Linked DNA regions of Homo sapiens: all the other regions are linked to region 1. The links are chromatin contacts, found by Hi-C or POLR2A ChIA-PET in ENCODE. All regions are on one chromosome and are shown on one strand. The core of a region is the stretch at or near the end of the contact, and the rest is flanking DNA. Distances in the headings are between cores, read along the strand shown.

What was found. A loop is a pair of places that touch in the nucleus more often than their neighbours do. ChIA-PET counts read pairs that join two places held with the same protein, here RNA polymerase II (POLR2A). Pooled maps may share reads with other maps.
Region 2: a map with no recorded cell type shows a loop between it and region 1 (8-fold over the local background). The contact joins the enhancer-like site here to the promoter of LNCRNA-IUR in region 1. A Hi-C loop is called at or near these places in 2 of 37 single-sample maps with no recorded cell type and 9 of 50 pooled maps. POLR2A ChIA-PET finds 5 or more read pairs at or near these places in 2 of 52 experiments (WTC11 and activated CD8-positive, alpha-beta T cell).
Region 3: a map of CD4-positive, alpha-beta memory T cell shows a loop between it and region 1 (4-fold over the local background). The contact joins the promoter of C11orf97 here to the promoter of LNCRNA-IUR in region 1. A Hi-C loop is called at or near these places in 3 of 168 maps with a recorded cell type or tissue (CD4-positive, alpha-beta memory T cell, dorsolateral prefrontal cortex and naive thymus-derived CD4-positive, alpha-beta T cell) and 7 of 50 pooled maps.
Region 4: a loop to region 1 is called in a map of naive thymus-derived CD4-positive, alpha-beta T cell, with 4 times the contacts of the local background. The contact joins the enhancer-like site here to the promoter of LNCRNA-IUR in region 1. A Hi-C loop is called at or near these places in 1 of 168 maps with a recorded cell type or tissue (naive thymus-derived CD4-positive, alpha-beta T cell), 2 of 37 single-sample maps with no recorded cell type and 10 of 50 pooled maps.

The regions. Positions count from the first base shown.
Region 1 is chr11:95,149,144-95,151,843 of GRCh38, reverse strand. LNCRNA-IUR (lncRNA imatinib upregulated) reads right to left here and starts at 1,305. Exons shown (of 3, transcript NR_110303.1): 1 at 96-1,305. RefSeq lists a silencer at 76-185 and enhancers at 706-835, 436-977, 978-1,519.
Region 2 is chr11:96,054,890-96,057,589 of GRCh38, reverse strand. All of the region lies in intron 2 of MAML2 (mastermind like transcriptional coactivator 2), which reads left to right. Among named protein-coding and RNA genes, the nearest start is that of MTMR2, 130 kb to the right of the region's middle. Within about 2 kb of position 1,374, at least 6 of the 41 ENCODE cell types and tissues checked have a DNase peak (open chromatin) inside an H3K27ac peak, as active enhancers do.
Region 3 is chr11:94,511,074-94,513,800 of GRCh38, reverse strand. It overlaps C11orf97 (chromosome 11 open reading frame 97), which reads right to left and starts at 1,340. Exons shown (of 4, transcript NM_001190462.2): 1 at 1,128-1,340. The coding sequence starts at 1,272. It also overlaps a transcript of MRE11 not described here. RefSeq lists a silencer at 1,092-1,311 and an enhancer at 1,164-1,682.
Region 4 is chr11:96,010,803-96,013,502 of GRCh38, reverse strand. The region is part of intron 2 of MAML2 (mastermind like transcriptional coactivator 2); the gene reads left to right. Among named protein-coding and RNA genes, the nearest start is that of MTMR2, 88 kb to the right of the region's middle. RefSeq lists an enhancer at 863-1,466. Within about 2 kb of position 1,287, at least 17 of the 41 ENCODE cell types and tissues checked have a DNase peak (open chromatin) inside an H3K27ac peak, as active enhancers do.

The DNA.
Region 1 (2,700 bases), core at 56-2,555:
CGACTGGAAATGCCCAGTGCCTGAGACGGGGAGGAAAGAGAAGCCGTGGGGAGGAAAAGACTGTAAACCTAAAAGGCATTGAAGTCCCACCTCACCAGTTAGGCAGGGAGGAGAAAGAGGCCTAGGGCGCTCGGGAACTTGGAATAAGGTTGCCCTCTGCGGGTGAAACTGTGAAATATCTCACAGTGGAGGAGGGCGGAGACTGTTCGCAGAGGGGCCCGGCGAAAACGTCACCCTACTGGAGGTACGAACGCATCGCAGACTGGGGGCGCCCGAGCGCATCCCAGACGCGAGGGCAAAGGCCCAGGAGGACTGTGGGGCTCTCGGAAGTATCCGATCACCTTGCGAGGAGTCCGCCGGCTGTCCGAGCCTGATGTCACTGCAACTTCGATTCCTCCGACGCCCCTACTCTTACTTCCCAGTCTTCAGGCAACTTCTCCGCTTCGGCCTCCCCTAGGCCTTGGCCCCAGAGAGGGGACGCACTCCACAGGTGGATTCGCACGTGTGGGCCCTCGGCAGCACTTTCTCGTGCAAATTAACAGGTGGCCCTCATTGTGGAAGCACCGCCCAGCCTTTCCCGGGGAGGTCACCAGGGCGAGGCCGCTCAAGGTCTGCAGGCGCCCGGCGTTAGCGGGATCCTCCCCGCGCACTGGTCCGAGGAGGCCAGGAGAGGGCGAACCAGTCCCCGACCAGCGGCCCTTCCGGGGGTGGGCTCTGACCCCACCGAGCGGTTAGAGGGTCCAGGAGCTCCAAAGGGTAGGGCAGAATTGGGTAGATGAGGGTGCATTTTTCTGGGAGGAGTCTAAGGCGTCGCTGACTCTCAAAGGCCCGCATCCGGAGAAAGGGAAAGAGCCCCGTCCCGGGAGGAAGGACGAGAGGCTGGCCCGCGGGAAGGAGCCCTGGCAGTCCCTCCTGGCCTAGGTCTACCTCTTTGATCTCACCGTCCCCGTGGCGGCGAGTGCCACCAAAGATGAGAGAGGCCAGCAGGTATCGGGAGAGAGCTGAGGGGTCGGCGCCGGCGGGACCCCAGATTGGAGCCGCCGTCGTCGGACGGGCAGACCCTGCTGTAATAGCTCCCGGCCGGCCACGGTAGGCAGGTGGGGCCCACCGCGAGTCCTAGTGAAAAACACCTTCCTCTTGATTCTCTCAAAGGAACCCGAGCCCTGGGAAGGGACATCAAGGCGCTCCCGAGACTCCGGAGACGGCCAACAGCCCCAAAAGAGAGTACTCGGCTATCCAGCCGCCCTTATCCAAGCGGAGAATCTCTCTCCACCTCCGCCCTCCCGGGACTCAAAGTTGTTTGTGGAGCCTCCAGGTTTCCTTGTAGATGGGCACGATATGCACTGTGTGCGCGCGCGCGCACACACACACACACACACACACACACACACACACACACGTATATGTATTTTTCCAGTGGCCACTGCAGGATTGCCAGCTTTCGGAAATGAGCATCCGCTCTCTCTCTCGGGACTGGGCGTGGGGTTCACCGAAAGGAGAGGAAGAGACCTTGCGTTTGCGCTGGGCCTGCTCGATGCCAGGCCATTCTAGGCTTCTGTCTATCCTGGTTTCTGGTCTGTGCGTTGTGGGTAGCAGCATTGGCGTATTACGCCGGAGGGAGCAGGCTGAGCGAGGCTCCAGAAGGTGCGCAATAGCCGGAGAGGAAAGGGCGATGCTGTCACCTAGCCCCCTCCCTGAGACTCCATTCAGCCCAGAAAAAGGAGCTGCTTTCTCCCCCATCTACCCTAGGAGAAAATAAACGGTCGCTGGCATTTTCCTGCGTCTTTTAATTTTGCCAGAACTGTTTTGGGTTGGCTATTGTGGGCCAGGATGGAGGCCTTCTCCTCCCGGGAGCAAACCTGCCCACGCCCAGGCCGGCAGTGGAGTCAGCCTTGCCCCAGCCTGCCCTCCAGGGAAACAATGCCCCTTTGTCCCTCGCCCTCCCGGGGCTGATACAGCCCCTCCCCTTAGCTTAGGGCTCCCTCCCGTTAGAGCATTCCAATGATTGCCACAAGTCACACTTTTCTTTGAGGTCTCTGCCTGGGAAGAAAACAAAGCAGCCCTCCTAATCACACGGAGGGAGTGGAACTTTTCCTGCCCTCTGACTATGTGCCAGCCTTGGCTCCTCCCTGAAGCCCTGTCTAGAGGGCTTATTAGGTCACTTATGTTTTGTACCTCGTGTGAAGTCCCACAATCAGTAGATTATAGAGGGGAGCACAAACCCAGCAGTGTCTGACATAGAGAAATTACACATACATACATACACACATACATACATACATACACACACACACATACACACATACATATACATACATACATACATACATACACACACATACATACACACATACATACACACATACACATACATACATACATACATATATACATACATATATATAGTCTTTCCACCACCCAGGATTGAAAATTAATGCTGTTTTTGACATTGTCCGTTATCCACCCAAACCCTCCAAAAAGGCTGGCTGGCATTTGCTTGGCTCTAGTTCTACCTGCCCACCTTCTCCTTTGCCTAATCCTGAGTTTTCCCCTTCCCCACGTGTGTTCCCCTTGAGCACTTTTTTGCTAACTTCCTGCATGCTACTGTCATCTCAGAGACTGATTCCTGGGGAGCCCAACCTGTAACATGGAGCTCAGTGGAAAGCACATGGAATGTGGACTGAGACATGACTGTGTTCA
Region 2 (2,700 bases), core at 125-2,624, 910 kb before region 1:
CTATAAAACTGGCATACTTTTTAAAAAGATTATTCAGGAGCAAACTCAGCTCTATTAGGAGCTTTTTGAGGAACAATACTATTTTATTTTGGTTACCAGGTCTAGATTAGGACTCGACACTCTGAGGTTGTTTGTTTTTGGATGGAGAAATGGATAGATGCCTGGATGTATGAATGAATAGATGGATAGATAAATGGACAGACATTGAAGAGATGGAGGGATGGATAAATGACGTTATTTTGGCTTAAGTTGCATTTAGGAGAAGTTAAAAGGATGTGAGAGAGGCATGCAGGGGATATCAACTCCAAATCAGGAACGAAATGGCTTCTAGAGAGCTCACTTCAAAGAGAATAAATTTGAGAGTCAGAGAAACAGAAAGGATGCACAGCAGTAGTGAGATCCTGGCATCCATGGCACTCATGGATGTATAACTGATTCTAGTGTGTAAGTCATAAACAAAAAAGAAAACCCCAAGTTCTTGTCCTACTTCTGCTACTGTAGATCTGGGTGATTTGGGGGCAAACCTTTTATACTTCTCGGGCTGCATTTCTTTAATCAGCAAACTCAGAAGGTGAAACTAGATCATTGAAAGTCTACACTACTGATGTAGATCAATACACCAAACAACAAATTTCATTTCAAGGACATTGGTATTCTTAGAATACAATTAACATCCTCTTGCCTTTGTCTAAAGCACTTACTTTGCAGTCAAAATGGCTTGTCCACATTATTATTTTTTGAATGAAAAGATTTGTGCCTCCCACACGTAGGGCTTGGTGTATTGTGAATGGTAGCCTACACATACGCAAATGAGAACTGGGAAGATAATTAAATCTGAGGTGGAAATAGAGTAGACTTGTGAATGAACAAAGAAAGTGTATTTCTCTGGAAGCCAAGATGTCAAAGGTACATTTTATTGATACTGTATACTCTCAGCTTCCATGTAAATCAGTATTCTCATGCTTCAAATGTTCTAACCTTGCATTTCTGAAGAATCTATTGTGTATATTAACAGCGGCTGTGGCAGGAGATGTCAGGCATTTTTAAATTCCAGATTTAAAGAGATTCATGAATGTGCATGATGCTACACATAAAGAATTGAATGGTCAAATGCACTTTATTTTGAGCTAAAAGTTAGAACAAAAGAGATTCATGTCAAAGACTTTGGATTCCCAACCTGGGCTTTTTTTTTTTTTTTTTTCCTCAGAAAATAGCCATAAAACTAAAAGAGAGAACATGTGACCCAAAGGATTCTAAAATGCTTCAGAATTTTAGAATCCTTTCCAATGGCTCAGTTTGGGCAAACTAGCTCCAGACCCCACCACTATCCAAGCTCCACCATCCTTTCTTATGACTCACACTCACAAATGAGTGCTAAGAGCCTGCCCTGTGGGGGCAGGGATGCCCTGTTAGAACAAACATGAGCTGAAGGTGAACCCAAAAGTAATTTGGTTCCATCCTTTATATTACATAGATGAAAACCGCCTTCCAGGGAGGTGAAGTGATTCACAAAGTAACACAGCAAGTCACACAAGTCTTTTGATTTCTAACCCATTGCTTTTGTCATGGCCACATTGATCCCTGACAAATAATATAAAACAAGGAAACCAGACCCTTTTAAAAAAAAGGTTATAATGCTATTACTTTTTTTCAAATGAGCCATTTTTTACCTTTTCACTTTGTTGCTTTTGTCTTGTCAGCTTCTTGTAGAAAGATGACTTAGTACATGAAAATTCAACTTGGCATTTTCTTTAGACAAAGTGATCTTTTAAATGTAGCCAACATTTCTTTTGGAGTATGACTCCATTTCACATAACACAGCCTAAGATTGATGTTTACTAAGTTGGTTGTTCAAATCATGTTCGGCGCTTGGTTACATGGGCTGTTTCTTTGTCTCTGTCTCTCCCTCTCTCTCCTTTTTCTTTGTGCTTGACACAAAAGGATGGGGGCCCCAGGATCATCTGGAAATGGATCAGTGTATTCATGTGTGAGCTTTACAAAGCACTGGAGCAAAGGTGTCATTAAACGTTAGAAGTCATTCAATCACACCCATCTTTTCATACAAAGTATAGAGAGAAAAGGCTCTGTATGGTAACTATGCATAAAGCTTTGTGTATTCATTTACCCTCACTTCTTGGAGTAGCTGGCTCTTTTTTTTCCCCCCTGCCTCTTTCCTCTCTTAGAGGAGGTTTGAGATTAGCTTTGCTTGTCTAAATCTGCCATTAATACTAAGCTCTTGTGTAGTGCTGAAAGCAATTAAAGTAATAGATTTTTAAAGAGAGCTTGTGGGTTTAATTCTGATTATGTTTCCTTTCAAATTATTGAGGTTTTCTTAGGCGTCCATGGTAGTGCCATGGGCATGGCAAGAGAGAAGTATGACTCTTACCAAGAAAAAGGGAATGAATGGTCTACCCTTAATTATATTTCCAGCAACCTTTTCTAGGTACTAAATGTAGAAGTCAATTAAGGGAGGTTTCAATGTATCAGTATCCTGTTTGTCCTGAAATGTAAATGGAAGTTAGGAGAGTTTTGAAGCAGATGCCATCTGCTGGATAGCTAAGATACTGTAACCAAAATAATGTGAACAGAAAACATATGGAACAGTAGATCTAAATGAATGGACTGATTGCTAATTTAAGTAAATACTACTTCCCAGGCCCCAGGTAGAGTGAAATCTCCCTACTATACTGTCTACAATAG
Region 3 (2,727 bases), core at 91-2,590, 640 kb after region 1:
GTAAAGAATCTCCATTACCCAAGTATACTGAATTTATGTGCTCTAAGCAAGGCCTCTGCATGCTGCTGATAATAATAACAAAAGGAATGACATTTCATAGTCATACTGGAGCTGATGCCCAGGGAAGAGGCCCCTTTCACCAGGAGGCAGTAGTTCTGTAACTTCTTGATGAGGTCTCTGGGGAGGAGAGTGTGTGGTCCACCAAGCACAAGTATGGAGGTGCTTCAGCCCAACCCTCCCTCCTGGGGCCTCCCGGTGCAGAGGAACCTTGGAGAAACCCAGTCTGCTCTCCAGAGATGCAGTCAAGAAGGTGCTGCAGGAAGGCTGGAAACTACTCTGTTCCTCTGGCTTATTCTTCTCACCATCATTCCTTAGCACCTACTGAAGACCTGGGGGTGCAAGAGGCTGTGAAATATCTGTTAATTCATGAAACAGTATGGGTGAATAACAACCTGGCTAGGACTCAAATTACAACCACTTCCATTATGGCTGTGGGCCAGAACTGTCTTTACCTATTTGAATATTGTGTGTTTGTCAGGGCAGAGAGCAAAGAACAGTGCGTTAAAATGTAGCCCATAATTATGAGATTCTAAAAGGATTGGGTAATTGTAGACTGAGAGTCCAAGAGATGGAAGTTAAAAGTGATTTTAGTATTTCGCCTGCACTGACTGGCTGTGGCAAGTCTCTTTCCTCTGGTCTAGATCTCAATTTCCTCATCTGTAAAATGAAATAACTGGCAAAATGAGCTGCGTGTTTCTAAGGGTGTATACGCATACATACATACATACACATATACATATACAAATGTGTATATAAAATGGTATACATATAAATGTGTGTGTGTGTGTGTGTGTGTTAATTCCTTTCAGAATAACGCCACTATGATTAAATTGGAGCTGATGCCCAGACCCTGAATTCAGGCAGGCTATCGGGAAGGAGGGCTTGGAAAGATGGACCTATGCTTTCTGCCACAGTGCCATCATCTCTGGTTCTGCCAAAAGCAGCAGCTCCACCTCCCCTGCCCCAAACCTTCTCAGCCAGTCCCACTGCGGTTTCCCCCAATTGCCCTGTCACTCGTTCTCCACGCCCCTCCTCCCAGTAGCGTCCGCGGCTGGAGCTGAACTCACACTGCTGGCCGTGCTCTAGGGGGCCGCGGCCGGGTTCCCCGCGCGCCCCGCACCCCAGCCCTGCTGGCGGAGGAGGCTGCTCCTCTTCGCGACCCGCCTTGGGCGCCACCACTGCGGTCACCACCACCGCCTCCTCGCCTGTCATGCCGCAGCGGTCTTCCGAGAGCCCTGGGCACGGTTTCCTTCTCAGCTCAGTCGCAGGCAGCCCAGCATGCGAGGCGTCTCGGGTTGCCATAGTGACTGCCGATTCTCCCCGCCCCCAGCCGGCCTTCCGAGGCCCTAGGTATTCCGCGCACCAAAGAAGGTGCTGAAGTTATGGGGCTGGGGTTATTATTATCATTGACCAAAGCAAAGGACTTTCCATTAATTTCTCGTTAATTTATTGTTAATTTCTCACACGAGCTCGGCAAGAGAGGCTTTACTATTCCCAGAGAATCCGAGATTCAGAAAAAGCGAAGGAAACTGCATAAGGCCTCATAGCTAGGAAGCGGCACCGTTGGAATGTGGACTCAGAAGTCTGGTCCCAAGCCGACAGAACAGATCACTGCCCAGAACAGAAAAGTTAGAAGTGGAACCGGTGTGCAGGTGAGTGCAAGGCACCGTCGCTGGTTTCACGCAGCCTTGTGCCTGTCGCGTCCTGCTCCCTGCTACACACACGCAACGTGATTGAATAAGTAAATACTGAGGATTCCCAACTTTCACGTTGTGAATTATTATATTAAGCACATTGTAGTTTCCAAGCTCTTTTGTATTCACAAAATAACAAACTAATAACTAACTTTACAGATGAAATCAAATTCAGCAAATTTTAATTTGAAGAGCAAGTAGAAAAATTCAGGGTTTTATTTGGAGCATAAGGTTGCTTTTGTCTTGGTTTGGTTTTGCAGGCCTTAAAAATGGATTACGTTGTGGTGTTAATTTTATGGAAGTTGAATGTGCATTGTTTTATAGTATTAAATCGTTCTACAAGGCTTGCAACCAAATATAGGAGACCTCTTCTGTCTCCACTGTACCCCAGAGCCAAACACTTTTAATACCAAATCCTTATATTGCTGCTTTTTATGTTTTTCAATTTTAGATATCATGTTGATTTCCTACGATGAAAGACGAGATTTCTCTCTCTTTCATACTCCCTGTGTCACATATACTTATTGCTCCTTTATACTCCCATTATAGATAAATTGAAATTTTGGCTAGAGTAATATTTGTTTACATTACTATGACAATTGTATTAGGCTAGTCTTGCATTGCTATATACCTGAAACTGGGTAATTTATAAAGAAAAAAGGTTTAGTTGGCTCACAGTTCTTCAGGCTTTACAGGAAGCATGATGCTGGCATCTGCTTGGCTTCTGGTGAAGCCTCCGGAAACTTACAATCATGGTGGAAGGCAAAGGAGGAACAGGCAGCTCACATAGCAAAAGCAGGAGATCGCTCTCTCTTTCTTTCTCTCTGTAGAGAGATATCTATCTATATCTATCTATATATATAGAGAGAGAGCGAGAGGCAATTAAAAGGTTGTGTGGAAAGGTTGCGTTCCTTTTTTATATCTCTGTATTTTTGCACTATTTTCTGAGAGATTTTTCTTAACATGAGTTTGA
Region 4 (2,700 bases), core at 38-2,537, 860 kb before region 1:
GCCCTTGCCAGGGACCTGCCTTTCTCTACCCAGTACTTTGCTTCCCCCATTCCATGTCATTTAAAGGGACCACACTCTTCCCTTCCTAGCAGTCCTGTATCACTTTGTGGTTGGATTTTATACTTTAGCTTTTATATTGTAGATGGACTAGTTATAATCTACTACATGAGCTACTGGAGACCTCACATTACTTAATTCTGATTACTTTGAAGAGAGAAGTGAATAGATACAAAGAATGCTTAGGGTTATCTCATTTTGTTGTTCTTAAATGTGACATTTGTTATTGGAAAAACAATATGTTTGTTGATACATAACCTACTTCCCTTGATCATTTTAAAAATTTCAATTAACCCTTGCCCCTCACCTCTCAGAAATCTGTATCTCATAACTCTCTCTTTTCACCTGAGCTCCTAGCAGTTTACAGGCAACATGGTCATCAGTGAAATGTACATGTTGAAAGAGAGAAAATAAAAACCCTCCAAGTTAGTCTGTTAAGGTGAATACATATGCTATTGCATGACCAACTAAGATAGATAATGCCCAGACAGGTCATAAAAAAGACACAGGAAAAGGGAACATTGAATAAAATGGTGGCAGCATTAGTTGACTTTATAATTCTGTTGCCTTGTGAAACAGAATTATTTGAAAGAGGTTTCTGAAAATGTTTTTGTTGCTTGTCAAAGCATGGTGCTTTGACAACACAGAAGCTATTTTTATGTAGAAACAGTAGTGAAGGTATCTTCTGTTCACTGCACAACTAAATTATAGCAACTTATCATTGTGTTGCTTAAGGAAACAAACAGATTTCAAAGGTTTATTCTAGAAAACAGTGTTTAATCAATTTCTTATACTGTCTTTGAACATAATCTAGTAAGCAGATGTGGAGTTAACGGCTTATTATGTTCATACTCCCTATATCCATTCAGAGTCTGCCAGGCTCAGAATAAAAGTCAAGACATGTGCACATAGAGACTCTGTAGATGTTTGTAGCATTTGAAATTAAAATAGTGAGAAGGCTGCCTGGGCGTCCCTTCAGACATGGCACAGTGGAGCACAGAGACAGGAAATATGCCAGACTGCCTCTGTAGGAGGCTGCTGTGAACACGTGCAGCAAGGAACAGGGAACCGCTTAATGATTAATCACTGTCAACCTTTGTTCTCGTTAAAGACTTGATTGTTGGACAAGGCTTGTAATGAGGGACTGTTTTGGTGTCTGTTGCTATGAGATTGTGTTCACTGATCCTCAGTTGATGTAAGCCGCTGTTCTCTTTTTGCCCAAGTCGAATGAACTTGAATGAAAATGCTCTCACAGTGCCTGCTAGTGGTGCTTTCAGAGGAGGTTCTGGGCATTCTGTTTACCAAATGCTACTGCAGCTCAAAAACGGAGAACAGGTAACTAAGAGTTTGGCTCAGCTGAATTTTGGCATATGAGATTTATGAAATTTTAGCAAATGTTTTAAAAGTTTGATTCTAAAAGACGTAAATAAAAGTAGATTTTATGGTAGTAATGGAATAAAAACCCTTCAACACACCCACACACCTTTTCTTTTTAACAAGCACAGATATTCAAGAATCAAAATTTTAAATTGTTACCATTTCTCTTGACTTCTATAAATAAAATATTAAATTGTGTTTTGCAAACCAAATTCTTAAACCACCAACTCATGTGAGAGGTGGGAATATGTCTTGGCATTTTCCTAAAGGCTAAGAAAAAAAATTCCATTTATTCTGTCATTGATTACAGCTTGCAGACTTTTATATAACCATTTTTTTGTTTGCTTGTTTTTAGATTCAAGGGGTACATGTGCAGATTTGCTCCATGGTTATATTGCATGATGATGAGGTTTGGGCTTCTATTGATCCCGTCACCCAAATAGTGAACATAGTACCCAATGGGTACTTTGTCTGCCCCAGCCTCTCTCCCACCCTCCCCCTTTTGGAGTCCCCAGTGTCTGTTGTTCCCAGCTTTATGTCCATGTGTACTCAATGTTTAGCTCTCACTTATAAGTGAGAACATATGGTATTTGGTTTTTCTTTCTGTGTTCATTCACTTACAAGAATGGCCTCCAGCTGCATCCATGTTGCTACAAAAGGACGTGATTTAATTCTTTTTTATGGCTATGTAGTATTTCATGGTGTATATGTACCATATTTTCTTACTAATTCAACATTGGTAGATACCTTGGTTGGTTCCATGTCTTTGCTTTTGTAAACAGTGTTGCAATGAACATATAAGTGCAGGTGGCTTTTTGGTAGAATGACTTATTTTCCTTTAAGGTAGATACTCAGTAATAGAATTGCTGGGTCAAATGGTAGTTCTATTTTTAGTTCCTTGAGAAATCTCCAAACTGCTTTCCACAGTGGCTGAACTACAATTCCCACCAGCAGTGCATAAGCATTCCCTTTTCTCTGCAACCTCATCAACATGTATTATATTTTGACTTTTTAATAAGAGCCATTCTGACTGATGAGAAATAGTAAGCATAACCATTTTTGAATATTTTACTGCAATAAAATATCAATGGAACATTTTAAAGGAGGAAAAAAACAGTATTTTTAAACTTTAAAGAATATTTTTCTGGATTAAAGTGACCTTATAAAACTCTGAATTTCTTCTAAACATAATTGCATCATCATGAAATTACTTTTAAAATATATACTTATATGAAAGTACTAATATAGAACAACTAAAACTGTTAG